Regions from separate parts of the Homo sapiens genome. Here region 1 is linked to region 2. Evidence: chromatin loops called from intact Hi-C (ENCODE). Cell type or tissue: OCI-LY7. All regions are shown on one strand. Links, peaks and the distances in the headings refer to the core of each region. The heading gives the core; the rest is flanking DNA. Region 1 has its middle 750 kb from the start of LRFN5. Region 2 has its middle 690 kb from the start of LRFN5.

Region 1 (16,995 bases), core at 5,164-13,163, 54 kb after region 2:
AATCGTTCTGCAATTCATCCTCAATAGTATTAGTAGCCACTTGTTAGCATGAATTTGCCCTTAGAAAATAAAAATTCTCAGCATTTCTGTGAGTTGTTTGATTTGGGCTCTGAACTAAAGGTAATCCTTGGGGAATTAATTCACTGTTGTGGTTTAATCTCAAAAAGAAGTTTAAAGAAGTTCAGGTAATGGGTAGAGCATTGGCTCTAATTGATCTCATATTGATCCAGGGAGATTATAGCTATGGTTTTGGTTCTTTGACCAGCACCAAAATATAAAGTGTATTGACATATTTATTATTATTACAAGCACAATCTCTAGATATTAGATTCACCCATAGACGGTATTTTATGATAAGAAGGGCAAATGGAAACCATTGTAACTCTCACACATTTCAAATATGTTTCTATTATATAAACCAAAAGCAATTCCACACAGTAACTGCAGCTGTGATTCCAGGTATATATATTTAATAGAATAATGGGCATAATATCTAGCCCTGGTATAAGCTTTTGACCTGAAAAATCATTATATATTTCCATCTTCAATCAGCGAATGAAATCAGAAAAGAATATTAGGAGTTTGTTTACTCTTGATGTGACCACAGGATAAATTTATTCTCAGACTAGACTATAACACTCTTTGTGTATCTGTCACAATATAGTCCAGAGACCTTGACTGGCTTCACGTACTGCACAGCACTAATCTGACGCATTACATCATGATAAGTGGACCTGAAAAGGAGGAAGTTTCACATATCCTATATGCCTTATTAAGATATGTATGAGAGGGTGGGAGAAACACCTCATAGATGTTTGGTAGCCAAAAACATCAGTTAAATCCTTAAGGTCTGAGACATGTTGCAATATGTCTTCTGAAGTGAGAGACACCTCACTTGACCTCTTAAGATATTGTTGGTTACAAATAATCTATTAGGGAAAGCTGCTTCAGTCATTTACTTGGCAACTTGTAAGGCTGTTCATTTTAAAAGAGACTCAGATCTATGGTACATGCTGCACAATCAATTGGAACTATCTTTCTATCAGACATAGGCAGTCAAATGCCTGGGGCAGACAGAAACTTTCTACCTATGGTAACCTCAGTAGAGAAATGCTACATAGAGCTCTTGATTTCAGGGCAAGGCCAATCCATTTGTTGCCGACTACTAACGTGGGAGAAAAACATCTCCTGACTTGCTCCTGGGCCCTAGTAAATCTGAATGACTGACAATGGGGCACCAAGTAACTGTGCAACCTAAAATGCCCGTTGTGAATTGGGTTTGTGTAACTCACTAGACAATAAAATGGGATGTGCATAACGGAAGTTTATTATAGTATAAAAATTACACATAAATAGCAGGCTAAAACTGGTCCAAAAGACCCAAGTTAATTGCAGAAGTTTGGTTTGCTACTTCTCTGTCAAGGGGACCTATGGCCTCTGACCAGTTAATGGTAGAAAAACAAATAGCCTTTGTTTAAGGATGCCATCTTTCACCGTATGCCATCTTTCACAGAACTGGATGGCTGCACCACTAACAGGTGGCTCTGCACAACAGTGGAAAGTGAAATCTTCACAGTGAGAAGAATTTCAGGTGATACAACTAGTATCAGATTATACAACTGGTATTATATGCTTCATGTGAAAGGAAAAATGGGAACAAGAATGAGAAATGAATAGGAAATTTTTGGAGAGGAGGCATGGGGCTGGACCTCTTGTAATGAGAACATAGTGACAAGGTAAGTCAATAAATATATGAGGCCGGGCATGGTGGCACACACCTGTAATCCCAGTACTTTGGGAGGCCGAAGGGGATGGATCATCTGAGGCCAGGAATTCGAGACTGGCCTGGCCAACGTGGTGAAACTCTGTCTCTACTAAAAATACAAAAAGTAGCCAGGCGTGGTGGCACGTACCTGTAATCCCAGCTACTAGGGAGGAGGGAAGAGAATCACTTGAACCCGGGAGGCAGAGGTTGGAGTGAGCCGAGATCACGACACTTCACTCCAGCCTGGGTGACAGAGTAAGAATTCATATTAAAAAAAAAAAATATATATATATATATATATATACACACACATGTATATATAAATGTGTGTATATACGTATATATACACACACGTGTGTATATGTATATACGTGTGTATATGTATATATGCGTATATGTATGCATGTGTGTGTATATATATGTATATATGAGATGCAAAAAAGAGTTATAGCTTTCCCTAATAGATTATTTGTAACCAATAATATCTTAAGAGGTCAAGCGAGGTGTCTCTCACTTCAGAAGACATACTGCAACATGTCTCAGACCTTAAGGATTTAACTGATGTTTTTGGCTACCAAACATCCATGAGGTGTTTCTCCCACCCTCTCATACATATCTTAATAAGGCATATAGGATATGTGAAACTTCCTCCTTTTCAGGTCCAGTGCTAATACCATGAGTACTGTTTCATATACATATCATAAAATACCATATATACACATATATGTGTGTGTATATATGAGTGTATATATATATAGTACTTTAATTTTGTTTTGTTGTCTGTCTCAGGAGAGTAGCTATAAACTCTACAAAAACTTTAGTCTTGACCTTATAGGGCTCCAGGGATTTGGTCATAGTAGTTTACGATGTGCTGTCTCTATCCTGTCTGACAGCCTAATGCCTAAGTGTCCAGCTTGTTACCAGGTAGTTCTCTCACAGAACACTTTTTTATACTTGCAGATGCCCTTGTGTCTCTTGTTTGAACTATGTCCAGTTTATTGCTACCAAGATAGCCACACTCTAGGATAGACCCCTGATAGGAAAACAAGCTAGGTTTAGGTATCTGGGTCAGGCCAGACACAGAGAAAGCAACTCAGCAAAAGCATGAATTAGAAAGGCAGTTTATTACGGGTCCTACATAGAAGAGGGCAGCACACCTTGCAGTACCAATGGAAAAGGAGGAGCCATTTAGGATATGCATACTTAATCAGTTGGTGGAGATGAGGAGAGAGAAATGGAGCAATGAACCTATGGACTAAAGACATTATTAGGGTCTAGGGCATTATCCAAGCAGGTTTTCCACAGGAAATTCTAATTAGTGGGTTAGGACAAGTAGGCACCAGTTCCCTGGAGGTAAGAGTCAAACTGTGACTGAGACATGGTCACTGTGTCATATCTGTGCAGTCCAAACCAGCTGTGGGGGCCAGTGGGACAAGTCAAGTAGTTAGCATCCAGCTGGGTCATAAGCAGGTGGTATAAGGCATATATCTGGGTTAAGTACATGGAGAAACTATGAGAAGGTGGAGAACTGGAACTGGAAAATGTCAAGGGTGGCTCTGTCCTGCTTTTGATATAAGAAAATTAAACTTCTATTTAAAAATGAATGCCAAAGCAACATAAAAGTATGGGAATTTACTACTCTCTCTCTCTCTATATATAGTAAATATATAAAGATATATATATAGAGAGAAATATTTCTCTATAGTTACTTTTTCTCTCTCTATATATGTATGTATACATATATATATATAAAGAGATTTTTTTACAAATACGCACACAAATATGAATGCACATATGTATAATTTTAAAAAGTAAAACTCATCAATTATACTTTCATACCTGGCCTAAATATATGAATACCTAGTTGGCACAGTGAGCAGAATGCAGTGTGTCTGATTGGAAGAATATTTTAGAATATCATCAAAAACTTTCAACTACATATATATTAAATTCAAGAATTTCTATAATTTTGTTTAGTAAAATCAAGTGATATGGTTTCAAGAAATAGTGCTGTTAAAGAAGGAAGCAGCAATGAACATTTTAAACATTGTGCAGCATTCTCATGAGGAAAGACCCCCAAATCCGGAGTGTCTTTGCCACCCAGAAAAAATAACAGCATTATCCTCTAAGTGAACAAAGAAGGGTGAAGGAGAAGCAAATACAGTGGCTACATAAGCCATGATGTTAGATCAGTGGCTTTTCAACACATATGAAAGGTGCTGAAGTAAATTTATTGATTAGAACACGAGAAAATGTGTTGCAGTATTTTTTCAGTTACAATGTATATTATATAGATAGCAAAACACATATCCCCTTGAAGAAAAAAAGAATTATAATTATGCTTATAATAACCTGAGATTTAGAAATAACAAAAATAAAGGACACAATAAGAATAAGGGGTAATGGCTCGCTCTTTTCTGGTGTTTGGTGATAAGGATTACCATTCATTCTTATATTGAAAAATAACATTTCATTGCATCTTCTGCTTTTCATTGCATACATTTTGTTCTTTCCTTCACAACTGCCATTGGTTGCACAACTGTAATTCAGTGTTAAACAAAAAAAGTCAGTATAACCTGCCTTTCAATTCATATTTATTTTATACAACTTTTATTTGGGTGAATTAAAGTAGAAAGACATGTATAAAACAGATACTTTGGGCAACATAGATTAGGAAAGGCCAGGGTAAATGTTATTTATTATCCATTTTAATCTTATTTTGCACTTAATTAGAATAGTTTCATTCAGGATCTGTAATCTGACATTAATCTTCTTTTCTTAATATAGATGAAATATGAGCTTAATAAAAATTTTGTAACCTATCATCTTTAATTCAAACAGGATTTCTTACCCGTTACAGCTTTAGCTTTTCCCAGCAGCATGGTAATGTCAGTTATCATTTGTCTCTATAAGGAAATTTGAGAACATAAAGATCTTTTTATATATAAAATGATATTTGAAAATTTTCATGTATTTTGTGGCTTAGCCAGAAAGCTTCACATGAAGTATTACATATGACAGTTTTATCTGTGTTATCTATGCATAAAAGAAGGACATTAAGAAATTATTTTCATTTTTGTGGGCAAACAGGATATACAGTATAGAGAAGAATGTGGTTTTGGACTGAAATTTTTAAAATGATATTAAGTTGTTTTTCTGAATTATTTAGATATTTCCATATTTTGTATAGCTACTCAGAGTTTCCTGTATATAGATTGCTTATTTATAAACAAATGCTGGCTATGAAACTTTTCTTCTATTTTCCCGAAGTCTACTTCTCAGAAAAAAAAAATGACTAGTTGGGTTCAGGTAGAGAAAAAAATGATTTTTTTTTACTCATTCATAGCATGAAATGTTTATTGATTCAACAAGAATATTTTATTATTGACCTTTTTACAATATATTAACCGTGTTTCTGTTTCAAATAAAGAACAGAAATCAGAATCAGCTTTTTATGACATCTGTGTACTATTTCTAGCTATCAATATTCTAAAATGTCTCTTCACAATCTTTTAAATAAAGCCCCAGCTTATAGGTATGTCATTAGATTGCTTTTGGTCTATCATTAGTAAAATCACCTTTCTTCAGACTTTTACCAAAGAATGTTTGCTGCTTTTTTTTTCCTTTGTAAGAAACATTATAGAATTTCACTTATAATATCCTCCAGCTTCGTGTTGCTGCATATGACAAGATCTCATTTTGTTTAATGGCTGAATAGTATTCCATTGTGTATATATACCACATTTTCTTTATTCAAGATGGACATTTAGGTTGATTCCATATCTTGACTATTACCAATAGCACTGCAGTAAACATGGGTGTGCAGTTTGACACCCATGACATACTGATTTTATTTCCTATGGATACCCAGCAATGGGATTGCTGGATCATATGGAAGTTTGATTTTTAATTTTTTGAGGAACCACCATAATGTTTTCTATAATGGCTATTCTAATTTGCCTACTCATAAACAGCTTAAAGGAGACTTCTTTTCTCTGCATCTTTGCCAGCATGTTTTTTTTTTTAATAATAGCCATTCTAACTAAAGTGAAATGATACTCATTGTGAGTTTGATTTGCATTTATCTGATGATCTGTGATGTTGAACATTTTTTCATATATTTGTTGGCCATGTGTGTCTTTTTTTTGAGAGCTGTTTAAGTATTTTGCCCATTGTAAAATTGGATTTGTTTCTGCTATTGAGTTGCTTGAGTTCTTTACATATTATGAATGTTAACCCCTCCTCCTTCGCGTAGGTTGCAAACATTTTCTCCCATTCTGTTGGTCACCTCTTCACTTTACTGAATGTTTCCTTTGCTGTACCATAGCTTTATAGTTTGGTGTAATCCTATTTGTCTGTTTTTTGGATTTGTTGCCTGTCCTTTTTGAGGTCTTATTCAAAAACTTCTTGCCCAGTATAATTTGATGAAGTATTTCTCTCCTATGTTTTCTTTTTTTTTTTTTTTTTTTGAGACTGTGTCTTGCTGTCTCCCAGGCTCTAGTGCAATGGCGCAATCTCAGCTCACTGCAAGCTCTGTCTCCTGGGTTCACGCCATTCTCCTGCCTCAGCCTCCCAAGTAACTGGGACTACAGGCGCCTGCCACCACACCCGGCTAATTTTTTGTATTTTTAGTAGAGACGGGGTTTCACCATGTTGGCCAGGATGGTCTTGATCTCCTGACCTTGTGATCCGCCTGCCTCGGCCTCCCAAAGTGCTGGGATTACAGGAGTGAGCCACCGCGCCGGCCTCTCCTGTGTTTTCTTCTAGTAGTTTCATAGTTTCTGGTCTTACATGTAAACCTTTAATCAATTTGCAGTTTATTTTTTATATGGTGGGAGATAGGAGTCTAGTTTCATTCTTCCACGTGTGAATATCCAGTTTAGCCAACAAAACTTTGAAGAGATGTCCTTTCCCCACAGTGTTTTCTGCACGTTTGTTGAAAATCAGTTGGCTGCAAATATGTGGATTTATTTTTGTGTTCTTTATTCTGTTCCATTTGTTTATGTGTATAATTTTATGTCAGTATCTTGTTGCTTTGGTTACTATATCTTTGTGGTGTATTTTGAAATCAGGTATTGTGATACCTTCAGCTTTCTTCTTTTTGCTGAGGATTACTTTTGCAATTTGTAGTCTTTTACTATTGTGTTAAGTGAAATAAGGCAAGCACACAGAGACAAATGCTGCATAATCGTACTCATATGTTGTGATGGTTAGTATTAAATGTCAACTCGATTGGATTGAAGGATGCAAAGTATTGTTTCTGGGTGTATCTGGGTGTTTCTGGGTGTTGCCAGAAGATGGTAACATTTGAGTCAGTGGATTAGGAGAGAAAAACCTACCCTCAAGAAGACCCACCCACAATATTGGTGGGCACCATTCAGTCAGCTGCCAGCATTGCTAGAAAAAGCAGGCAGAAGGTGGAAGAAGCTGACTTGCTGAGTCTTCTGGCCTTCATCTTTTTGCTACGCTGGATGCTTTCTGCCCTCAAACATCAGACTCCAAGTTTTTCAGCTTTTGGACTCTTGGACCTATACCAGTGGTTTGCCAGGGGCTCTTGGGCCTGCAGCCGCAGACTGAAGGCTGCACTATTAGCTCCCCCACTTTTGAGATTTTGGGACTTGGACTGATCCATTTCTGGCTTCCTTGCTCCTCAACTTTCAGACGCCCTGTGGTGGGACTTCACCTTTTGATCATGTGAGTCAGTTCTCCTCAATGAACTCTGATATAGTTTGGCTGTATCCCCACCCAAATCTCACCTTGAATTGTAATAATCCTCCTGTGTCAAGGGTAGGAACAGGTGGAGATAATTGAATCATGGGAACGGTTTCTCCCACACTGTTCTCTTGGCAGTGAATAAGTCTCATGGGAGCTGATGGTTTTATAAATGGGAGATCCCCTGCACAAGCGCTCTTGGCTGCTGCCATGTAAGATGTGACTTTGCTCTTCATTCACCTTGAGCCATAATTGTGAGGCCTCTTCAGCCGTGTGACTGTGAGTCAATTAAACCTCTTTCCTTTATAATTACCCAGTCTTGGGCATGTCTTTACTAGCAGTGTGTAAAATAAGTGGGAGCTGAACAATGAGAACACATGGGCACAGGGAGGGGAACATCACACACAGGGGCCTGTCAGGGGGTGGGGGCCTAGGGGAGGGAGAGCACTAGAAGAAATACCTAATGTAGATGATGGGTTAATGTTTGTAGCAAACCATCATGGCATGTGTATACCTATGTAACAAACCTACACCTTCTGCACATGTATCCCAGAACTAGGCTCAGTCTACTGTGTCTAGAATCAAAATGATTAGATTGTAAATCAGTTCTTCGAAAATTAAGTTTTTGAGCCTTGAATCATTGACTGTGAAGTCTGAGATGAAGATTCCAAGGTGCCAGCTAATTAAATGGTAAACAATACAACGGTCTGGGTGAATAGAGAGTTTCTCAGTTTGCTTTACTTAAAGAACCAAAGAAAAAGTGCCCAAAACAGCACACTATTAGCAACTATAGTCTTTATGTTGTATATTGGATGTTTAGGTGAGTTTACCCTACATTATCTATATGTATCTTGTACTATCTATATGTATCTTGTAACATCATGTTGTGCTGTATACTTTAAATATACACAATGCAATTTATTAAAATTTTAAAAGATAAAAGTGAAGCTCCATCTGTAAGAATGTTGAAGATTTTGAGTCATTAGTTGTGACATGTAGCTGGGTGCTTACTTTTGTACCCTCCCCCGTTCACCCCAGGCTAAAATGGCATTCTAGAAATAATAACCCAGAACACAATCGTATTAGCAGGTCTTCTTTGATGAGAACTGTCACAGATGTATAAGACTAAAGGTTAACAGCATAAATCTTCCTCACAGAATAATAAGTGAGTGTCTGTGGTATGACAGAGGATACAGAACTGAGAATAAAACCTGAATCTAAAAAAACAGGAAATGAAATCACTCATCTATTGTAACTCTCTTCTTTGGACCATATATGCTGGCTAAAGATCTAGTGATTTTCTTTAGAGATGTGTTAATAAAAGACTATAAAATGTGAAAGCCATTAGGAAATTCAAATATTAAATCATACTAATGAATCTCTGACTGGGGTTTATGTGTGTGTGTGTGTGTGTGTTGGTTTTACAGTAACAAACAACTGTAAATTCTATTCCATGTAGAATGGTAGTGAAATTATGTCAGAATGGACGTAGTACCTCTATTTTACATTATTGGATTACTTCAACAGAATTTGAGCTGTAGAGGAAGGGGTTATACTTATGAATGCTTCTGTGCTTAAGAAGCTTTTATTTGTACACAAAAAAATCGAAGTTCACTCTTGAAATGTATTTTTATAATGGGTGGCATTCCTACTTAAAAATTACCTTAGAAAAGTTCAGTTCAGTTCAGTTTTATTAGTGTCTTATAAATGTATCGTGCAGATATAGCACAGAATTATCATATTCAGGTTTAAGTATTTGCATAACAGTTTCAAAAATAATTTAATATACACAATTATAGCCTCAGCAAATCTTGTTGAGATTTAATTGGATTGTAAACTAATTTTATCTAGTATTCATGTTATTAAACATTCTTGCTGTGTATTTGTTTTTAATTGAAGGAATTAATTTTATAATCCTTAGTGTTCACTTTTTTTGATTTATTCTCTTTGTCCTACATTACCTGGATTATTTCAGCCCTGGAACACTGCTGTATGAATGAATGGCCAGAATTTGCTTTTGTTTTACCCTGTGGACTGTGCCTAGGAATTTATTGGAGATTGGCACCTGAGGTGGGGTAGAAAGTGGGGAGAATTTTTTGGGGAGCTCATTGACATCTTTCATCTACCATATTTGAAATATTCAACATTTTTGCTTCATAAAAAGAATGTGACATTAGCTAATGTGCATTGGGGCAGATTTCTCATTTCATTATTCTTCATTTACAAATGACCTGATTTCCTGGTCTCATTACCTTAAATATAGATTCCTAAGGAATGAGGTTGCCCCACTTAAGGGTTATTACCACATGTTTCTAATATGCCTTAAGGAAACTATTTATTATGCCAGGATGTAGGATGTAACAGTGAACGCTACCTGGATAAAAAAGGACAATGATAAAGGTAGAAACTGACAAAAAGTATATTGACAATAAAGGCATAAAGATAATTCTCATGCTTTCCTGAAGTAAAAAATACTTTAAAATATTAGACAATATATGCATGAAACAAAGCCATTGTTTAAAGGAATCTTTTATCTAAATTATATAATAGATTTTGTAAAAATTTTATTTATATTGTTGTGACTACATTGCATATAATACATTTCTTAAATTTGTATTATAGTAGATGTGAAGTTTCTGTTTTGTTGAATACACATTGGATTGTGATTTTTATGTAATACAACATGTTCAATATTCTTCAGCAAAACACCGTATCAGTTATAAATTAAATAACCAGTAACAACAAGATTTAATTATATAAATGCATTTGAAAAATGCTGGGTATATTTTCAAAAAACCCCTTTTAAAGAATTTATCATAACCTTTATTATAAAAGTTACTGTAATTATTCAAACTGCCTAAGTAACAAAATATTTTCCTTACATATATAACTATTGAAATTATTAAAAAATAAAACATGTAACAAAGTGTGAATTAGCCTGTCACTTATACAAAAATGGGGCAAGTACATTTTTATGTGTGTGCATAATAATATGCTGGAAAATAAATAACATGCTGTATGTTTTCTTTATCAGCAGTCCCCTTTGTTTTAAAGTTTCAATTAATCAGGCTATTTTTGTTATATCCAGCTGATGAAAAGGCCTTCCGTTTGAAAAGCAGACAATAATTTAATATTATGTTTTTTTTAGATGTAGCTTGTCTACTTTGGCCATTTAGAATGTTATTAAAGTAAGGTTAGGACAAGTAAGTAAGTTTAGGAAACACAATTTTCTGAAGTGATGTTAGGAAAGGCATTTTTAAGCATCCACTCTATGTCAAACTATTTTTGGGGGATGTACATAGATAAGCCTATTATGAATAAACATAGTGATCTTAAAAGAATACATTCTAGATAGACCTGCATACACAAAATATCAGTGAAAACACAAAAACAAATAATAGATGAATACAGAAAACATTAAGTGTTGACTGGGTAAAGTAGAAGTCAACCTTAAGTTTACAAAAACAAAAATTGCCATATTCTAAAGTCCTCCAATAAAATAACAATTTTTAAAAAAATAAGCAGTAAATTTGTGATGAAAAAAAAAGAAAGACCAAGGACAAGGCTCTTAAACATTTAATATTTGAAAGGTGGTGGTGGTAGGGGTAACCAGAATCAGCAAAGGCTTTAGAAGAAACATTAAGAAAGCAAAAATAAAAGAGGGATGTTCCAGATAAAATATTTTTTAGAAGAGAAGCTGTTCGAAACAAAATTCCAGGAGGATGTTAAGGAAGATGAAGCCTGTGGAAAGGCCAGTACATTTCTTGATTCAATTAATTGTGATCCTTTAAAGAAAACTTTCAGGCCAGGCGCGGTGACTCACGCCTATAATCCCAGAACTTTGAGAGGCTGAGGTGGGCGGATCAAGAGGTCAGGAGTTCGAGACCAGCCTGACCAACATGGTGAAACCCCATCTCAATTAAAAATACAAAAATTAGCCAGGTATGATGGCGCGTGCCTGTAATCCCAGCTACTCAGGAGGCTGAAGCAGGAGAATCCTTTGAACCCGGGAGGTGGAGGTTCCAGTGAGCCGATATCTCGCCACTGTACTCCAGCAGCCTGGGTGAAAACAGCAAGACTCTGTCTCTAGGAAAAAAGAAAAAAAAAAAAGAAAGAAAGAAAAAGAAAACTTTCAGTAGGTAGCATAATGGCAGGAGAGGAATTTTAAGTTGCTGAGTAATGACTAGAAGTGGAATGACATGTCACCATATGGCATTAGTATAAAAAATTAAAATACAAAAATTCTAAAGACTACATAAATATGCAAACTGTTGTAAATTATTCGACCAATTTTGCTCAGTTTTTGGTGAGCTGATGTTAGCACCTGCAGCAAAAGTATTTTATATACTTTAATATGTAAAAATGGAAAGTATTTAAAAATTGTAGTTCATCTGATATTTAATTGGGTACATTTCCAGTGATAGCTATAATTTTTTAAAAATAAGCTTTTGATTATGTTGGAATGAAGGATGATGGAGAACATTTATTTCATTTAAAACACACAAGAAAATGTAGGGAACTTTAATGAGAGCTGTCACTAGTTTACACAACAGGTAGAAAGTAACTATTTTCTCTTCAGCACACTACTTGTGGTCTTATTTCTATTATATTCCAGTCAATCCCAACACTGATACCAAATTTAATTGTCAAGGAAATTGAGTATTTAAAATAGTATAGCCAGATTAGCTAAAGCATATGCAATCAAACAAATGATTTAAAAATACATCCATGCTGATAACTGAATTCCAGTAAAAATATTATTTTCACAGATAATATTTATACACATTATTTATTTTTCCCCTTATATTTTTGACTGTTAACAACAGGTTTGATTTTTTCTCATAGCATTTAGAATGTCTGACAGCAAATCAATGCATAAAAATAGCATTACTAGTAGCTCTTAGTAAACTTCCTCCTATGCTTAACTAATTAACTTCTGCAAATCATTCATTCATTCATATCACCAAATGAAAAATTAATTTGGCCCTCTAGGATTTATTAAAAAAACATGGAGGAATAGGAGGAGAAAATATATTTATGGGGAAACACAAAGGGGAAATATATAAGAAATATAAAATGGAAAACCAAAAGAAAAATACTAGGATTTGTTCATTTTTAATGGAGAAATATAGTTTAATTTCATTAAAAAATCTTTTTAGGGAGGTGGAGAGAAAACTTAGGCAATGTTTGGAATGTGAGCATTAAGTTATGATGAAATTGTAAAATATCTCTAAGCACTTATAATTCATACTTTGGATCTGACACAAATTATATGTAATACAACAATCTCTGAGTAGAATTTCATTAAGTCCACCTTTGAACATTGTTTATGCCATCTACTTGCTTATAATTTCTTATTTCTGTGACCTATAGAAGAAGAAATTTTACTTAAAAAAACACTTATATTTAATAGACTTCAAATGTTTTATAATATGACCCCAATCTACCTCGCTCTTATTTTTGTTGATCACATCTATCACCCTGAATGTTTTCTCCTATTTCATTTCTTCAAGATTGCACACTCTTCTATTACTGTTTAGAAACTTCTCCTTAAGTTTTTTGTCCCAGCAGTGATGTCAACTTCTCTAATATAATAGCCTTTAGTCATTTTCTTATGATAGAATTTATCATTTTGAATTATAATTTTTCTTTACACATGTTTCCTCCACATAAGAGACAATAGCATTAATCTTTATCTCACGAGCACTTGTGTAGTGCCTGGCAATGAGTGCATAATAGAAGTCTCTTGAATAAAGTCACAACACAGTCTTATTCATATTTTCCTATACTCACCATTTTTATATGCAGCTTTTAAGTTTCATCTCTTTAATCAGGGGTATAGGAAATCTCAAAAACCATTGTGTGTCTTTGACTCTACACTTTAGTCCTTATTTCAATAACTTCAAGCACAAAGACCAATTTAATTGATGTCTGGAGATTCATCAGTATCATAAAAATGTCACCTTAATGGTACTTGTTAATCATACAGTCTTTTTCTTTATCATTTTAGTTCTAAAAGTTAACTGAAAATTGTATATCTCTTTCCTGCTTTGCTCTGCTCTTTTACATGAGGTGATTGTTCATCCTCTCAGGGTTTAGGTGATTACACAGCAAGATTAACTATGTGCAAGAATTTCTACTTCACAGTTGTAAAATAACTATATCTCTCTGTAAAGAACTTAACATTTCTTTATGAGGCTAAGACCATGATATAGATCTTTCAATTTTATTCAAAATTATTAATAAATCATTTTTCTTCTATGGTGAAGGAAGTTAACTACGAACAGAATAATTTATATAAAATGTTCACTTAATAATTAAGACTATAAATGCTACTTTCTCAAAGAAATGAAAGGTGCTCTATATCCCTTGACTTATGAAGAGTATTTTAATAAAGCAACATTTTAGCTATTTCTTTCTTTCATTTGCCTCTCCATTACTTTTTTTTTAATTCAGAGAAAGTATTGAATACCTTCTCTTGAGAATCACCGTGGTAATCATTAACAGATAAATATGTTAACAAAGAAAACTTTGGCTTTTAAGTAATTGAAAAGAAAATAATCTGCTAAATAATTTGATAATAAGTACTAGTTTCAAGGTGGATGTTAACAAAGTCTAGTTACCAAGTATAACCATTTTTCTGACAAGAAAAATATTTTTCTCTGTAAATTAGTAAATAGGCATTCTGGTTATATATTTCAGCTTCTTTTGATTTTGATGAGTTAGCTCCATATATTATGTTAATCTGGGCACTCAGTGTTGTATAAAAATTGTTTTTCTGCAATAAGATTCTGGCAAAAAGCAAATATTGTAGTCAAAGTACAATTAAAGAAAAGTTTAAGTGATTAGATATGAAAAGGGTCAAGAAAACCAACAGGCTTTCTTGATGCACCCAGGTTTGGTAACAGGGCAAAGCTATTACCATCCTTATCCTGAAAAAGAGAAGGTACATGTTACGTCACAGAACCTCAGAGGTTCTGAAATCATGGGGCCTTTTAAAAAGAGCTGTAATGTTTGATACAGGTAAGATAATCATTACCAAGTGATTACTGGCCTTTGGGGGAAGTTTCTGAGGAAATAAATAGCAAACCCCCTCTTGTCTCTCTTCCTCAATACTTCACTAAATGCTCCTATAGGCCAAATTCTACTGGCCAAGAGTTAGTAGAGGTCAGCTTTCTGAGACACAGAGCAGGGAAGGGAAGAGTAGACAGTTGATTTAGAGGACCACACAGAGGACATTCAGCATATACTCTTACCTTACAATGAAAGACACATTTATAATGTTGAAATACTGATTTTTCAAATTCAATTTCTACCTTCCTCAACGGTGTTTGGTTGATACTTTTCTATGCAGTAGATCAGTGATGAAGAGTTAATAAGGACTACTTTACCATAATATTCTCACTCATAGGTGGGAATTGAACAATGAGAACACTTGGACACAGGAAGGGGAACATCACACACCAGGGCCTGTTGTGGGGTAGGGGAAGGGGGGAGGGATAGCATTAGGAGAGATACCTAATGTAAATGACCAGTTAATGGGTGCAGCACACCAACATGGCACATGTATACATATGTAACAAACCTGCAAGTTGTACACCTGTACCCTAGAACTTAAAGTATAATAAAAAAAGAAAATAAATCTTACATTCAAACATTAAATATACACTTTCAGAAATTGAAATGTAGGCCCTGGAGTTTGACAAGGGTAGGAATAAATCTCCATAGGAAAATCCTTAGATACAAATCAAAATAAATTTTGAATAATTTTTCTTCAGAGGTATATTGGGGTGGGAGATTAAAATAACTCTTCATGCCAGAGAGCTGAATTTATCTATTCATATATACTCACTAGCTGGAAGAGTGCCTGGGCCACATTAAGCTTTCAATATCTGTTACATTGAACATAATTTTAAAAATTTACTTTCAGTGCTGTTGCTAGCTCTCTTTGTAAGCTTAGGCAAATCATCTACTCAGCATCATTTTCATTGTCTATCAAGTGGAGTCAGTACTATCAAAGAAGTTTGTTCGAAAGATTACCTGAATTTAAAGGCTGGATTGTTTACTACTGACATAGTTTTAGGTCACATATATAAAAATCAATGATTTCTTATTGTTCAGTCTAATTAATAGTAAATCTTCTTTGTAAATTCTAATGTGAAAAAAATGATAATTAAATTACCAGAGGCTTTTATTTCATTTTCAAAGTTTTCAAATAAAAATATATTAATATATTAAAGGCTACAAAAGCAGGTTTCATGTGCCCTTTTTACTCATCTATTAATAAAACAATCACTCATCAAAATTAATTGAATGCTATGTATGTCCTAAGTTCATTGCTAAGGACATCATTTTTTTTTCTCTTGATATAAGAGATTGGAAAATGCAAGAGAATGTTTTCCTTAAAAGTCAATATAAGATTTTACAGCTGAGTTGAGAAAAAAAATCATAGCATCTAAAAATTTTTCCCCTAATTTCATGCTGGAAAATATTGTCAATATGTTCACTAACCATGCCCATTCTGCTAACATTTAGTTCTCCACACAGGGTACATTTCAGTTGATTAGATTTTTGCTTGCTAAAATAATTTCTTTCTAGACATGCTTCTCTGAAAGTACAATTCCACTGGCATATTAGGGGTTTTTGAACTGTTTAGCCACAAATTTATAGAGCTATCTTAATTCTCTCTCATGGAATGGTATTTGTGTTAACTATGACTAGATCAACGAGTTTAGCTTTGAGAGGGAGTCTTTGTAATCTAATGATTTTTGGTCATTTTCGTGGTATCATTGGCCTGTGCCATCACTTTCTCCACTTTATTGAGAAAGTGCTATGAAAATAATATAGGTAGCAAATAATGTTCTTTTTTTTGTTAAATAATGATGTGATGTGGCAATTTTTCTACAAAATTTTCTCTCTCAAAAAAGGAAAATTGTCTCATTCTTGCTATTGGGAACATTTGCTACTGGGATATTTTAAATATTCTTTCTAATTTAACTATGTAAACATTTCTAAACTTAGAAAATATATTGTAAAAATATGATAGAAAAGATAAAACATGGTGCACATGTACAGGGCACTTACCATGAATGGAGCACTGTAAGTTGCTCTGGGTGAGTCACTGAGTGAATAGTGAGTGAATGTGGAGGCCTAGGACACTACGTTACTGTATATTACTGTAGACTTATTAAATGCTGTACACCTAGGCCACACAAGATTATTTTAAAAATTTTCTTGGCCGGGCGCGGTGGCTCACGCCTGTAATCCCAGCACTTTGGGGGACTGAGGCGGGCGGATCACGAGGTCAGGAGGTCGACACCATTCTGGCCAACACGATGAAATCCCGTCTCTACTGAAAATACAAAAAAAATTAGCCGGGTGCGGTGGTGGTCACCTGTAGTCCCAGCTACGCAGGAGGCTGAGGCAGGAGAATGGCATGAACCCGGGAGGCGGAGCTTGCAGTGAGCCGAGATCACGCCACCGCACGAGACTTCGTCTCAAAAATAAATAAATAAAAA
Region 2 (16,995 bases), core at 4,039-12,038:
AAATAAAATAAAATAAAAAATTTTATTTTTTATTCTTAATTGATCTAACAAATAAAAATTTGTTAAAAATATAACAATAGTAATACTGCGCTTGATTATGTATGTCTGTATATATTATATAGATGTGTGTGTATATATATATATATATATATATATATATATATATATATGCGCACAGGTGTACTGATACATAAGTGAAATGAATGCAGCCATAAAAAAGGACAGGATGGAATAATTAGGATTGTTTTGTTTTTATAAAGTATTCACATTACCTGTAAAGCTACATATTGTTATATGAAAGTAAATTTGGATTAGTTGTAAATGTACTTTGCAAACTCAACAGCAACACACAAAAATAGACAAACAAAAAGCAGAAGTCTAACTGATATCCTAAGAATGGGCAGAAAATGAAACCACACAAAATGCTTGCTTAAACCACAAAGGGGGAAAAAGTGGAAGACAAAAATAGAAATAAAGAATAAGATTAGGCCAGGAATGGTGGCTCACATCTGTAATCCCAGTACTTTGGGAGGCCAAGGTGAGCAGATCACCTGAGGTCAGGAGTTCGAGACCAGCCTGGCCAACATGGTGAAACCTCGTCTCTACTAAAAATACAAAAATTAGCCAGGCATGGTGGCAGGCACCTGTAATCCCAGCTACTTAGGAGGCTGAGGCAGAAGAATTGCTTGAACCCGGGAGGCAGAAATTGCAGTAAGCCGAGACAGCGCCTTTGCACTCCAGCCTGGGCAACAGGAGAGAAACTCCAACAACAACAAAAAAGAATAAGACTAACAAATACAAAATAATAACAAATATGATAGATATTAATCCAGCTAAAAAAATCATTGCTTTGAGCTGAATAGTCTGGATTGATCAATTGAAAGTCAGACATTTTCAAAATGTATCATAAAGCAAGACTTATTATATGTTGACTAAATCAGTTCAATGGAGGAAAACGTATACCAGGTTAATACTAATCAAAGAAAAAATTAAAAGTAGTATCTTTCAGATAGAGCAGACTTCAAAGCAAAAGAAATTATCAGGGATAGAGAACATTACATAACAATAAAAGGGCCAATTTTCCAAGAAGATAAACAGTTCTTAATGTGTATTAAGAACTAAAAACAGATTATCAAACTATATGATGCAAAAATTGATGACACTTAAAAAAAAAAAGATGAATCCACACTACCATACTTCGAGAATTTAACAGCCCTCTCTGAGCAATTGACAGATCCACCAGGCAAAAATTAGCAAAAACATAACTGAACTCAACACCATAAATCAACTGGATATAATCAACATCCAATGATTTTATCCAACAACAGCATAATATACATTCTTTTTAAGGTCACATGGACCATTCATCAATATAGACCACATTCTGAACCATAAAATACAACTTAGCAAATTTAAATAAAAACTATACAATGTCTGCTCTCAGATTATAATAGAATTAAAACTTAAATTACCAACAAAATGATAGCTAAAAGAGTCCAACAAATGAAGAGATTAACACATTGGTTGAAGAAGAAATCTCAAGAGAAATTATAAAATATTTTGAAGTAAATGAAAACAAAAACAAAAGTTATCTAAATTTGTGGCAGTACTTAGAGGGAAAGGCATAGCATTGAGTACATATATCAGAAATGAAAAATCACCTGAAATAAAGAATCTAAGTTTCTACCTTAGAAAACTCGAAAGAGCAAGTTAAATGCAAACAAAGTAGAATAAAAGAAATAGAGAAGAAATCAATAAAATTCAAAACAGATAATGAATAGAAAAAATAAAAAAACCTTGAAAGCTGTTTCTTTGAAAAGATCAATAAAATTAAAAAGCTTGTAGCCAAGTAAACTAAGAAAAAGAGAGAGGACAAAAATGACCAATATCACAAGTTAAATAGGGAACATCTCTACAGATCCCATGGACATTAAAAGCATAATGAAGGAATAGCATAAACAACTTTGTTCCCCCAAATTTTATAATCTGGACACAATCAGCCAATTCCTTGAAACCTACAATCCACCAAATGTGCACAGGAAGAAATGAAGAATCTGAATAGGTCTATATGTATTAAACTAATTGAATCAATATTTAATAACTTGACAAAAGAGAAGAAACTGGAACCAGTTAGGATTACTGGTGAATTCTATCAAACATTTAATGAAGAAATTATACCAAATTTCTACTATCTCTTTCAGAAGATACAAACAGAGGTAGTATTTTCTAACTCATTTTATGAGGGCTGCATTACCTTAACACCAAAACCAAATAAAGATAATATAAGAAACATAAACTAGAGACCAATATCTCTCCAGAACAGATAAAAAAAAATTCAACAAAATATTAGCAAATAAAATACAAAAATGTATATAAAAATTACATACCATGATCAAGTGATAATTATCTCATGTATGCAAGGTTGGTTCAACATTTGAAATCAATTATTATAATCAATCACATCAACAGATTAGAAAAGAAAAATCATATGATCATATCAATAGATAGAAAGCAAATGACAACTCAATACCCATTCACGATATAAACTGTGTAAATTAGTAAGAAAGGAGAACTTTATGAATTTGATTAAAAAAACCTACAAAAAATCTACATTGAACATCATATGTAATTGTGATACTTTCTTGTCTGATTGTTCAATACTGTTCATACTCTCTTGCCTGATTATTCTGGTTAGGACTTCTAGTACTATGTTGAGTAGGAATGGTGAGAATGAGCAAACTTGTCTTGTTCCAGTTATCAAAATAATGTTTTGAGCTTTTGCCCATTCAGTATGATGTTGGCTATGGGTTTGTCATAGGTGGTTCTTATTATTTTGATGTATGGTCCTTCAATGCCTAGCCTGTTGAGGGTTTTTAGCATGAAGGGATGTTTGATCATATTGGAAGCTTTCTCTGTGTCTATGGAGATAATTATATAGTTTTTGCTTTTGATTCTGTTCATGTGGTCAAACACAAATATTGATTTGTACATGTTGACCCAGCCTTTCATCCCAGGATTCTCCCTTGGCAACTTGGTCATTGCTTTTGGCTAAGTTGCCAAATGCAACTGCAACAAAACCAAAAATAGACAAGTGGTATCTAACTAAACTACAGTGCTTTTTGCACAGCAAAAGAAACTACCAACAGAGCAAACATACAACCTGCAAAATGGAAGAAAATATTTACAAACTATGCATCTGACAAAGACCTAATATCCTGAATCTAAGAAACTTAAACAAATCAACAAGCAAAAAAAATCAATAAATCAATAAAAATAAATATAAAAACCTTATTTAAAAATGGGCAAAGGACATGAACAGACATTTCTCAAAAATGTTCAGCATCACTAATAATCAGAGAAAAGCAAATCAAAATCACAATAAGGTACCATCTCACATTAGCCAGAATGGCTATTATGAAAACAGGCCAGGCATGGTGGCTCATGCCTGTAATCCCAGCACTTTGGGAGGCTGAGGCGGGTGGATCACTTGAGGTCAGGAATTCAAGACTAGCCTAGACAACATGGTGAAACACTGACTTTACTAAAAATATAAAAATTAGCCAGGTATGGTGGTGGTTGCCTGTAATCCCAGCTACTTGGGCGGCTAAGGCAGGAGAATTGCTTCAACCCAGGAGGCGGTCATTGCAGTGAGCCAAATTTACACCACTGCATTCCACCCTGGGCGAAAAGGCAAGACCCCATCTCCAAACAACAACAACAGATGTTGGTGAGGCTGTGGAGAAAAGGAGCACTTATACATTGTTCGTAGGAATGTAAATTAGTCCAGCCACTGTGGAAAGCAGTCTGAACAATCTGGAGTTTTCTTAAGGAATTTAAACCAGAGCTACTATTAGACCTGGTAATCCCATTACTGGGTATGTACTGAAAATAAACAAACAAAAAAAAATTCCACCCAAAAGATGCATGCGCTTGTATGTCCATTACTGCACTATTCACAAAAGCAAAAATATGGAATCAATCCAGGTGCTTATGAATGGCAGATTGAATTTTAAATATGTGGTATATATACACCGTGGAATACTACATGGCATGAAAAATAATGAAATCATGCCCTTTGCAGCAATATGGGTGGAGCTGGAGGATATATAATCCTAAACAAATTAACACAGGAACAGAAAAGCAAAGGCTGAGTGTTCTCACTTGTAAGTGGGAGTTAAGCATTTAGCACATGTGGACATAAATATGGGAACAATAGAGCCTGTGGACTACTATAGAGGATGGAGGGAGGAGGTGAGTTTAAAAACTACTTATTGGATACCACGTTGACTACCTGGGTGAAGGGATCCATACTTTATACCCAGGCATCACATAATATTCCCATGTAACACATCTACACATGTAGCCCCAGTACCTAAAATAAAAGTTGAAAAAAAATTTTTTTTTTTGAGACAGAGTCTCACTCTGTCTCCCAGGCTGGAATGCAGTGGCCCAATCTCGGCTCACTGCATCCTCCACCTCCTGGGTTCAAGCGATTCTCCTGCCTCAGCCTCCCGAGTAGCTGGGACTACAGGTGTCCACCACCACACCCAGCTAATTTTTTATTTTTAGTAGAGATGGGGTTTCACCATATTGGCTAGGCTAGTCTCGAACTCTCGATCTTGTGATCTGCCTGCCTCTGCCTCCCAAAGTGCTGGGATTACAGGCATGAGCCACCGTGCCCAGCCTTTTTTTAAATTTTTTTTTTTGAGGTGGATTCTCGCTCTGTAGCCCAGGCTGGAGTGCAGTGGTGCTATCTCAGCTCACTGCAAGCTCTGCTATTGGGGGAACCCACCCCGGATAATGCACGTAGGTTTTCTTCTATTTTCCCTAAGTGTCAGCTGGTCTGAGAAATAAACAGAAAGAGTACAAAAGAGAAAAATTTTAAAGCTGGGTGTCCAGGGAAGACATCACATGTGTCAGCAGGTTCCATGATGCCCCGCAAGCCTCAAAACCAGCAAGTTTTTATTAGTGATTTTCAAAAGGGGAGGGAGTGTACAAATAGGGTATGGGTCACAGAGATCACATGCTTCACAAGGTAATAAAATATCACAAGGCAAATGGAGGCAGGGCGAGATCACAGGACCAGGGCAAAACTAAAATTGCTAATGAAGTTTTGGGCACGCATTGTCATTGATAACATCTTATCAGGAGAGGAGACAGGGTTTGAGAGCAGACAGCCAGTCTGACCAAAATTTATGAGGTGGGAATTTCCTCGTCCTAATAAGCCTGGGAGTGCTATGGGAAACTGGGGCTTATTTCATTCCTTATCTACTATAAAAGACAGACGTCCCCAAAGCGGCCATTTCAGAGGCCTCCCCTTAGGAATGCATTCTCTTTCTCAGGGATTTTCCTTGCTGAGAAAAAGAATTCTGCGATATTTCTCCTATTCGCTTTTGAAAGAAGAGAAATATGGCTCTGTTCCACCCGGCCCACGGGCAGCCAGACTTTAAGGTTATCTCCCTTGTTCCCTGAACATTGCTGTTATCCTGTTCTTTTTTCAAGGTGCCCAGATTTCATATTGTTTAAACAATTTGTGCAGTTAACGCAATCATCACAGGGTCCTGAGGTGACATTCATCCTCAGCTTAGGAAGATGATGGGATTAAGAGATTAAAGTAAAGACAGGCATAGGAAATCACAAGAGTATTGATTGGGGATAAGTGTCCATGAAATCTTCACAATTTATGTTCAGAGATTGCGGTAAAGACAGGCGTAAGAAATTATAAAAGTATTAATTTGGGGAACTAATAAATGTCCATGAAATCTGCACAATTTATGTTCTTCTGCCATGGCTTCAGCTGGTCCCTCCGTTCAGGGTCCCTGACTTCCTGCAACACTCTGCCTTCCAGGTTCACACCATTCTTCTGCCTCAGCCTCCCAAGTAGCTGGGACTAGAGGTGCCTGCCACCATGCCTGCCTAATTTGTTTGTATTTTTAGTAGAGCTGGGGTTTCACTGTGTTAGCCAGGATGGTCTCAATCTCCTGACCTTGTGATCTGCCTGCCTCGGCTTCCCAAAGTGCTGGGATTACAGGCATGAGCCACCATGCCTGGCCAAAAGTTGAAATTTTTTAAAAAGAAATGAAAGTCGTGCAGATTGGGAAGGAAAAAATAAAACTGCTTTGGTTCACAGATGACATGATAGTGTAAAAAAATCCCTAAGAATCAAAAATAACAGGATTCCTGGAACTAATAAGCACATTAAAAAAATGTAATACTTTAGTATAAATCTAAGAAAATATTACAAGATTCATGTAAGGAAAACTATAAATTTTGATGAAAGGAATCAGAGAAGAACTAAAGAAATTAATAAATATTTCATGTTAATGGATCAAAAGACTCAATATTATCAATATGTTTGTTTTTTCAATCTTAATCTGTAGATTCAATGCAGTCCCAATCAAAATCCCAATCAAATATCAGACCAATTATTTACACTTAGCAATTAGCGTCCGTTACTCATGAACATTTTACTCCATGTGGTGAATTACAAAGGCACATATCATCTAAATGTGCAAGAGAAGGGTTTTCACAACAGTAGCAGAACCCAGAAGCTTCAATACTGAAGTTACCAGGGGGAGTAGTAAAGCTACTCCTACTGTCCCTTAGGAGAAAGAGAAAGAAAATTTTCTGTTCAGTATAAACAAATTCTCCTGAGCTTTCTAACTTAAGGTTACTCTTTAGTCATACTTTAGCCTGCTTATCAACAACTTTTGTTCAAGAAGCCCTGAACATGCACAAAAATGAAATGTTCACATTGGTTTCCAAAATATTAGAATATGATAATTCTAAGTATCCACTAGATTATGTGCTAAGTGTTTGTGTGTGTGTGTGTGTGTGTGTGTAAACACACATATATATTTGTGATTGAGATGACAAGAAGGATATTATTTAGCTATTAAAATATAGCAGAGTGGTCAGTTTCAGAGGCTCACAAAGTTAAGCTCTGCCTTATTTATTTTTTATGATGTACCAGATATGTATCATATAAAAATAAAAATATTTGATATTTAAAATAAGAAAATTTATATTACAAATGGGAGCAAACACTAAAAGGGCTTATACCTGTGTTTAAGTACTTAGGCTTCTGAATGAGTGACAGAGCTTGCCAACCTATAGCAAGAAATATACATTAAAAGACCTCGATTTTTATTGAATAGAAGTTTGTAAATCTTTGAGTTTTCATGAAATTCCTGAAATTTGTGCTTTAGATACTAAAAATAGTTATTAACAGGAAAATTAATTGTCTTGATTTTCTTACATACATTTTATAACAGAGTATTTTCCACTGTGAATAATACAGGAGATAAAAAGAGTCTATTATACTGAGTTATATTTTCCAAGCATTATTTTAAGTCTTTTTATAAAAGCCAAGACTCTGAAATAAATGTGTTTATTATATTTCATGTATGCCTGAAAGAAAACTAAGTAACTGAAAAAAGGTCAGCTGTAAAAAATCAGCCTTCAAACACCCTGATGTTATGAATTATAACTACTGCCTGTTGTAGATGCAGGGGATGACTCCTTCAATATCTGAAAACATGTGCCTTGAAATTTTCAATTACTCTCAGGGAACCAAACATTTCTTATGAAAAGTATTTGACAAGGCTGGCTGAAAAATGTGACTCTGCAGAAGGAAATGCCATTGGATCACTGGAGTGTGATTGAAAGAAAAGTAAAAACCAGAGTTCCGGCTCTTCACAGCTGAAAAGGAAACTACACATGGTATCAAGTCTCCTGGGAGTAAACTCAAGAAGGCCTTATGCTGACATCAAGTGACTTTTAGTGCCAGAAAAAGACAACACATTTTACTATCATAAATTAGAAATAAACACATTTAATAATTTACACACCTCAATTCAAAATTCGACAGATGTATTTATAAATTATTTTATATAAAATTACATAGTGACAGAGTTTAATAAGCAGAAATTACAGGAGTTAAATGGAGACATAGCCATACACACATAATCATGTAGAGAATAAAGAAGGAGAGAGGTATAATTAAAATTATCAACAAGTTAGACCTGATATTTCCCAAATGTCATTTCAAAAACATCACTTCTATTTTTTCTCAAAAACCAATCACATCCCCATCTTACCAAATTTTTCCTCATACAAAATCCATAGCAACTTTATGTAACTTGATAATTTAAATATCATGCACTCCTATGAAAAGAGAATTAGTGGAAGCTTGAGTCATCTTCTAATATAGGGAAATTTGGAGTTGTTCTAAAGCAAGGATGCCATCTCTTCTTCATTCAGAGAAAATATATTCTACCCATTTTGAAACTAGTAGTCAAAATACAAACACAGATTTATTCCAATGAGGAAAGAATAGGCGGGGCATGTGACTCACATCTGTAATCCCAGCAATTTGGGAGGCGAAGGCAAGAGGATCACTATAGCCCAGGAGTTCAAGACCAGCCTTAGGCAATAGAGGAAGACCCTCTCTCTGTAAGAAAAAAAAAAAAAGGAGAAAGAATAAAATGCCTTCTATTTCAGCCTTGTCTTGTCCTCGATTATTCAGGGCATCTTTCAATACATTTCTATTGGTTGGTGCAAAAGTAATAGCGGTTTTTGCCATTGAAAATAATGGCAAATTGAAAGTAATTTGCCATTACTTTCTATGGCTATTACTTTCGCAGCAAACTAATACTAAAAGCTTCAATTCTTCTAAAAAATAAAAATGGATATGTGCTAATGACTGATTACATGCTAACACTGCCTACTAAGGTACTGCCCAAAAGTAGACAAAAAATAAAAAATAAAAATAAAAATAACCTAAAATAAACTATTTTAAATGTGTCTCTTTTCATCCTGGGGGTACATCAATCATAAATCTTACAGCACTGAACAACTAGGTCACAATTTTCATATAATATGGCTAAAATATATTCTCAACTATTTTGCGGCATGCAAAATGCAGCATGAAATAGCTTCAGAACTATGAACAATATGTTAATCATACGTTTTCGTCCAAGAGATAAGGAAGCACCCTATATTTCCATATGCCCAAGATACATGCTTGAAAGTTATTTTTTTCAAAGAAAAAACATTTTAAAGTTTTGTATCTCAATTAACAATGTGCTTTAATTTATGTGATGGAAAGTAGCTTTGTAAAAATAATTTGATAGAAATAGATGTTGAATGGACAATCTCAAACAACTGAAACAAAATAAATAGTTTAATAAAGTCTTCAAGGCAAAATGTTCATATGGGCAGCGTGCGAGGGAGAAGAACCTGTAATGAATTAAGTTTAATATTATTTGTATTTTATATTGTCTTTACCTAAAATGTTTATTTTTGCACCTTAATATTATTAGCAATTGCATATACTGTTTAATTATGCAAACACTGTTGTTAAAAATTCTCTGTTTAGGAATATTAAATGTGTTTTCATTGCTTATTAGGTTTTTTAATGCTAGGGTATACCGTGTTTATAGTTTAACTATATTGTTCTAATGTTTGAAACATTGTGCCTTTATATAACTACACAAAATTTAATGCAAATAATAAACTAGTAGATATTCTTAACTATTGAAAGCTATTTAGAATATTACTGCTGAAGGGAAGAAATTGACTTCCTTTTCACTTAATGCTGGTAGCTGGTATTAACATAAACACATGTTGATTTAGTGAAATACTAATTCTATCTTTAGAAATGTACCTTTTATTGCACTAAAGAAGCTATAAAGGGCCTTTTTGAGTTTTAATGAGCCAAGACAAATATAGTTTGATCTTTCTGACTTAAAACCATATATAATTTTTAACTTGAAGGAATAAAAACACTTTAAGTCTACATTTAGCTTTATTTCTCCGAGTACCATATTTGTAACTGATAATTCAAAAAGTGACCTACATTTTCCTGGAGATTGCAAAATAAATGTCATACCTCTGTGCATATTAATGTGATTGTTCTGCATTTTAAAAAAATCAAGTTAAATTCTGTACTCATGGTTTAGATTGATTTCCCACCAGGTGAAGGAAATAAAGTATAATCACTGCCTTTGATTAAATGAAGCAAATAGCAATGACGATGTGCTAATGTATAAAAATTGACAGCAGTAAAAAAAACTCCAATAACATATATTTGGCAAAGCATGACCAGTACATATGAAATTCCTTTCCACTTTCACTCACTAAAAACAAGTGAAATAATTCTCACTGTAGTCTATCTACATGAGATAATACTGAGAGAAAAGTTTATTTTTATAACAACTTTGTTAATTGCATTTAAATTGCATTAAATCATAACAGATTATTTAACGAAGTCCTGATTGGTCCTGTGAAGGTTTTAGACATACTAGTAGTCTCTATATTCATCTCATAAAGCTATCATTAAATTATGACTGTTTTATTGAAGTTTACTTTAATAGAAAGATACAATATCTATATTTGTGTCTACATTCTTTCAATTAATATAATATCTGGGAGTATCATCCATGTTCTTGTATGCAGCTGTAGTTGGTTCAATTTTCATTGTTGAGTTTTCCATTGTCTTTATATATGGCAATTTATTTATCCATTCTACTCTTGATGGGCATTTGAGTTTTTGTCAGTTTGGTATGATTATAGAAAAATTCTGTAATAAACTTACTTGTACTATTTCTTTGTCACTTGTGCCTGTATTTCTCTTGGAAATACAGCTAGAGGTGGAACTCCTGTGTCAGATTATGCATACATTCAATTTTAGAGTTAACAGTAAATGGTTTCCTAAAGTAGTTGTACCAATTTATACTCCCAAATGCCTCTAATGTATAAGGATTTCAATTGCTTTACATTTTCATCACTACTTGGTACCCAAGGCCTTTTTAATTGTAAACATTCTAGATGAAATTTTTGTATAATGTGTAGTGGCATTGTTTTTTCAGTTTTATTTTTTATTTTCTTAAATTCAAATGTATTAAACAACTTTTCATGTCTTTTTGACTATATGAATATGCTTTTTTATAAAGTACCTCTTCAAATTTTTTGTTTATTTTTCTTTTGGGCTTTCTATTTTATTGATTGCAGTTCTTAATCTAGCTTAATGCATTACAAGCTTCCACTTGACCACTTACTTTTCACTCTTTTCTAAAGTTAGAATAAAGAGATATTAATAAAATGAATTATTGAATTACTCTTTGATGAAAATTAATAACTCATCAAAGAGTTATTAATTTTGATAACTCAATTCATTAATATTTCTTTATGGAACTCAAGTTAGTGATATTCTCTACACTAATTAACAAAAGATTGCTGTTTTTCCTCTCACAACTAGATCAGTAAGTAGATCTGGAACTGTTTTTGTATGTGATAGGAAGGAGGGGGTTAATATAATTTTTCTAGGTGGACATCAAATGGTCCTAGCATTGATATTGAAAAGACAAGCCTTTTCTCCACTTCTTTGCAATGCTGAATTCTTAATCAAATGTTCAAACATGCATTGGTCAGCTTCTACCCTCTCCATTCTGTCATTTATCTGTTTGCTTATCTTTGGTCCAATAGCAAAGCCTAAATAACTAGAATTTATAATAAAGCTCCCAGCATCTTGTTCTTCTTTACCTCATATTCTTCAGTAGTGTCTTTGGTATTCTTGATCCTTTGCATTTCCATGTAAAACTTTGAACAGGATTGACAGATTCAGGGGAAAAAAAATTCCATCACCTATAATCTACAAATCAATCTGAATTTGGGGAGAATAGACATTAAAGCAATCTAATCCAGGAACACAGCGTAGTAATGCATCACTAATGACACTATGGGTTCCATGGTGTTATTTGTGTTTTATAGTATTGCACTAAACACTATAAAAAATATGCAAGAACCACAAGAGATCACTTTTTGCTGCTATACGCCATTTACTAGAGAAAGGAATTGCTCACAGAAAAATAATTAGTGTCATATGGCATTTTAAGCGAATACTTGCAACACTTGAGCTCACTGCAATAGCAACAGGTGTTGACTATGAAATTATAGTAGTACACTATGTACTACAGTTAATTTTATGTAGTTATGATTTAATACTGCATCTTTACACTTGTTTACATTTATTTTTGTTGTGAATGGTGCCCTGTATGGTCTGTAAGTGTTTGTGTGGGAAAGTTTTGATAAATTTTAACTTTGTGTAATAGATTTATATTTACTTTATGATAGCATGTGACAGAATAGTATCGGCATATATTTTATTCATTCATGATATAATTTTTCCTTCTTTTGATATTTCTAAGCTATATGGTTTATCTGAGAGTTTTTTCAAATTGTTGCAAATACCCCAAAATTTTTCTAATGTATTTTTTGAAAAAATATCTATGTATAAGTGGACCAATTCAGTTCAAACCCATGTCATTCAAGAATCAACTGTATATAATTTATTTTATTTTCTTTAATTTCTTGCAATAATATTTTTAGTATTTAGAAATACAGGAGAAAAAAATTACATATTTTATTAGTTTTTATGGGCACTTTAATAACATTTACGGTGATATATATTCAATATCAGTTCTAAGTTGTTTTCGTTTATGTGTAAAAACACAATTGATTTGTCTACAACACCTATACTATCATGTCATCTGTCAGTATTTCCTTCCAATCTTTTCACTTAGGTTTTGGCTTATCACATGGATAGGACCATAAATACAATGTGTATTAAAAGTAGTTTTCATGGGCATTCCTTCCTTGGTCCTTCACTCAGAGAAAGTTTTTGGCATTTCATCATTATGTATGTTCACTGTAGCTTATTTTATTTTTTTGTATGTGAACTTTAGCAGATTAGGAAATTCGCTTTTCCTTCCTACTTTATTAAGTATGACTAAATTAAATTTACTGAGACTTTATATTTCATGAATGGTAGTTGAATTTTATTAAATTATTATTTTTTCTTTGTTAACATATAATGTTTCTCCTTAATTACCTTTAAACATTAAATTACACTGGTTGACTTTTGGCTCTTAAACCGTCTTTGTTTTTCTGATGCCAATACTTTTGAGCCAAAGGCCACCATGAAGACATCTGCATTTTAGAAATTGAGTTTATTGATTCTTGCAGCAAGCAGAAACACACACCATGAAAAACTCCAGGATGTCTTAGTAAGAAGCTCATAGAACTTACAGAATTTGAGTGCCTTACCTGATTTTCAGGAGGGTTCAAGGAAGCAGGATATTTGTATTGGATACTTTGAGGATCTGGAGACAATTTTATAATGGGATAATTTACTAAATTTTATGTATTTAGTGAGAGAAATGAAATAAGGACAAAGTTGTCATTGGTAAAAAACATCAATAACCCATATTAACTAATATAGCAGGATGTTTAGCCATTCTTTTGTAGAGAAAATGTTCATGTTATTTTTGTTGTTGTTGTTGTTGTTGTTGTTCTGTGTCAGACATGGTAATGAAGTGGTTATTTTTGGCTTGATTTACCATGATCACAGAGTGGCTTTGTCTGATGTTGGTGTGCTACGAAATTGGTTATGTTTAGCAAGAGAAAAACAAAACCTAGCTGTGATTACCAAGATAGCTCTTGGCAACATCAAGTCATAAATTATAGTGCCAGTTCAGCTTCTGGTTAGCCAAAACTGCTTTTCCCTTTTTCACTAGAATTAATAAACAGTGGTGCATTGTATTAGTACTGTGTTGGTTGGCTGATTGTATTTATAATTTTTGCATAGATGTTTATAAATGATGTTGACTTTAGTTTTCAGATTTTTTTTTTTCTTTTTGAGACACAGTCTTGCTGTCACCCAGTCTGGAGTGCAGTGTCATGATCTCAGCTCAGTGCAACTCCACCCCCCAGGTTCAAGTGATTCTCCTGCCTCAGTCTCCTGAGTAGCTGGGATTACAGGCATGCTGTAATTTTTGTACTTTTAGTAGAGATGGGGTTTCACCATGTTGGTCAGGCTGGTCTTGAACTCCTGACCTCATGATCCACCCGCCTCAGCCTCCCAAAGTTCTGGGATTACAGGTGTGACCCACCACATCTGGCCAACTTTAGTCTTCGGAATGTTCTTGGATGTTGGTATCATGCTTATGGTCCTTTAAAATGAGTTTAGAGCTTTTTTTTTTCAACTTTATGGAAAAATTAATGTAAATTTTGTATATCTTCTGGATGCTTTCCTTATATAAAAATATGTAATTCCCTAGTACACCATAAAGATAATACATCATCAATTTAACATCATAGATTTAAAAACTATTAATAAAATGAATTGACTTAAGGCAGTCCATTTAAAAATATCCCCTACATTAATTTTCAGCAAACACATCTCATATGTTTTAAATGATTGTCATGTATCTGTTTGAATAGGATTTCCATTTATTTTAATCTCAATTTTAGCTGCTAAATTGCAACTAGCCAAACTTGGAAATATTCTATAACTTCCAAAATAGTTAGGTGTATGCTTTATCTTTTTACTCAATCTGACAAAATAAAATGCCATTACTCTCAAAAATTGGGAATAGAAAAATATACCAGACTGTCCTTATCAAAAGTTTTAATTACTCTATAGTAGAATGTCTCTCCTAATTATTTGTTGTAATGACTAGAATTACATAAATGAAGCTCTACTAACTCCTAGGTAATAACTCTTGATAGATCAGGAATAGCAAACCCTTTGTAATCTCAACACCATGATTTTAGGTTAGTTGCGGAAGTAAGACCTATATTACATATCTCAGCTGTTTAATCATCACCCTAGAAGTGTTTGCTTTAGAAATGAAAAGTGATGTGTGTGTGCTGCTAAAAATTTTACCTGTAAAGTAACAGAGTTTCTTAAGATAACAGTTGTGACATACACACATATATGTATACATAAAGAATTGATTGCTAAACTGAGGAAGACTTAATAAGGTTGATTGTGTAAATGTCATTGTTCTGGTTATGATCATGTATTAATATTATATACAACATGCTACTGCCAAGACCAGATCAGTTGAGGAGACCCTAACCCAGCAGCACTAGAGGAATTAAAGACACATACACAGAAATATGGAGTGTGGAGTGGGAAATCAGGGGTCTCACAGCCTTCAGAGCTGAAAGCCTCAAACAGAGATTCACCCACATATTTATTGACAGCAAGCCAGTGATAAACATTGTTTCTATAGATTATAGATTAACTAAAAGCATTTCTTATGGGAAATAAAGGGATGGGCCCAAATAAAGGGATGAGCCCAAATAAAGGGATGGGATCTGACTACTTATCTGCAGCAGGAGCATGTCCTTAAGGTACAGATCGCTCATGCTGTTGTTTGCAGTTTAAGAATGCCTTTAAGCCATTTTCTGCCGTGGGTGGGCCAGTTCTTCCTTGCTGTCATTTCGGTAAACCCACAACATTCCAGTGTGGGTGTCATGGCCATCACGAACATGTCACAGTGCTGCACAGATTTTGTTGATGGCCAGATTTGGGGCCAGTTTATGGCCAGATTTGGGGGCCTATTCCCAGCATGTCCCCCTTATTTGTATTGCAAAGTGATAAAAGCAAAGGCAGCTTTGTCATGGTGAGCTACTTCTTGCAAGAGTCAGGATCCGCATCTGCAGACTATACAAAGACAAACAACACAGATTAAAGCACAATCATCATTGAAATTGCAGAGCTTCCAAGTGTTTTTATCCATTTTAATGGGTTACTAGCTGCTAATCTGTCTGCAGCTCCTTCAAGCACTCTAGTTCCAGGCATTAAGGTCAGGTGTGCCTGGGATGCTTTAAATATTTGTTCCCAAATTTTGATATTATTAAGAACCTTTAATAGTTTCCACAAATCCTTATGTTTAGCTTCTACAATGGGCCATATCATTTGAGGTTGAGTACCACTATGCCGCCATGTTTCCAGGTAATAGGAATTCTTGCTGTACTACTTACCATTTCTACAATCTTACTGTTTTGTTCAGACCAGCTGAACATAGTGAGGCTGTGGCACACAGATTGAGAGGTGCAATTCAAGCTAAACATCCCCTTAGGGGACCAATCAATAATGATTCCATAGGAATCATTGCGCAGCACCTCTGCCTGTTCTGCAATGCAATCTTCCCAAACAAGTACATTCATTTTTTCTGGCCAGGTCCAAATCTGTTTACAAATAGGTATTTGAGGGCAGTATGCCTCAATTATAGAAGCAGATTTATTATGATAAATACTGAGGTCAGAAAGCATGTGTAACCGTGTCATAGAGTGATTACATCCAGGCATTATTGCCAGCCAAGATTGATAAATATGCCCAATAAGTATAATTGTTCTCTGTGTCGGCCCTTGTTGAAGGAATACTCGCAGCAATGGTGATCACCGCTATCCTAGCTACCATTAAATTACTCATTGTGACTGTTTGTCCTGCTTTTCTCAGATTTTCTTCCGCCATCTGTGACAGCTTCTTGATCTGTCCCCAGGTAGGTGGCTGTGTTTGATGGGTGTTGCTCGTGACAGTTGGGGTTCTTCTCAGCATCAGTCTCAACATGACTGCAACTGTGGGGTCCTTGGGATCCTCCCGGAATCTCTTCTTCATCATCTGGCTCATGATAAGTTTTCAGATGTCTTGATGGTATCCAAATCAGCTGTTGATTCGGTCCTGGAGAAACACAAGCATAACCTCTACCCCAAGTTATTATTTTACCTATTTCCCAACTTTTTGTTATCAGATCTTTCCACCAAACCAGTTGTTCTGCTTCTGTCTTTGCAGCTGGTTTCTGTTCTGTATATGCTGTTCAGTTGCTGATAACATCTGGCCTTTAGGCAGGCTCAAAAAATTTAAAGTTAATAACGCTAGATTCACTTGTTTCTGTGGTGTCCCATAGTCCCTGTTTTTCCCCCTCTGCTTTTGCAACTGCTGTTTCAGGGAGTGATTCATTCTTTCCACTATGGCTTTCCCTTGAGAATTATATGGGATACCAGTAATGTGTTTTATAGTCCATATAGAGAAAAATGTACCTAGAGCTTGGCTAGTATAGCCTGGGACATTATCTGTTTTAATAGAAGCGGGAATGCCCATCACCACAAAACACTGCAAAAAGTGATGTTTAACACAGGCAG

Evidence for each region. A loop is a pair of places that touch in the nucleus more often than their neighbours do. Peaks named below come from ENCODE experiments on the same cell type or tissue, not always from the same donor. Only the 100,000 strongest peaks of a DNase experiment are listed, where the experiment ranks them.
Region 1: a loop joins it to region 2, with 2.0 times the contacts of the local background. A loop is called at or near these places in 1 of 110 quality-filtered maps.

The regions. Positions count from the first base shown.
Region 1 is chr14:42,344,873-42,361,867 of GRCh38, forward strand. No RefSeq gene overlaps it. Among named protein-coding and RNA genes, the nearest start is that of LRFN5, 750 kb to the left of the region's middle. In OCI-LY7, for the core only: no CTCF peak of the experiment used is centred there; a DNase peak (open chromatin) is centred at 8,639; H3K4me3 peaks cover 1,525 bases; H3K27ac peaks cover 1,916 bases.
Region 2 is chr14:42,292,212-42,309,206 of GRCh38, forward strand. No RefSeq gene overlaps it. Among named protein-coding and RNA genes, the nearest start is that of LRFN5, 690 kb to the left of the region's middle. In OCI-LY7, for the core only: no CTCF peak of the experiment used is centred there; a DNase peak (open chromatin) is centred at 7,700; H3K4me3 peaks cover 1,269 bases; H3K27ac peaks cover 1,610 bases.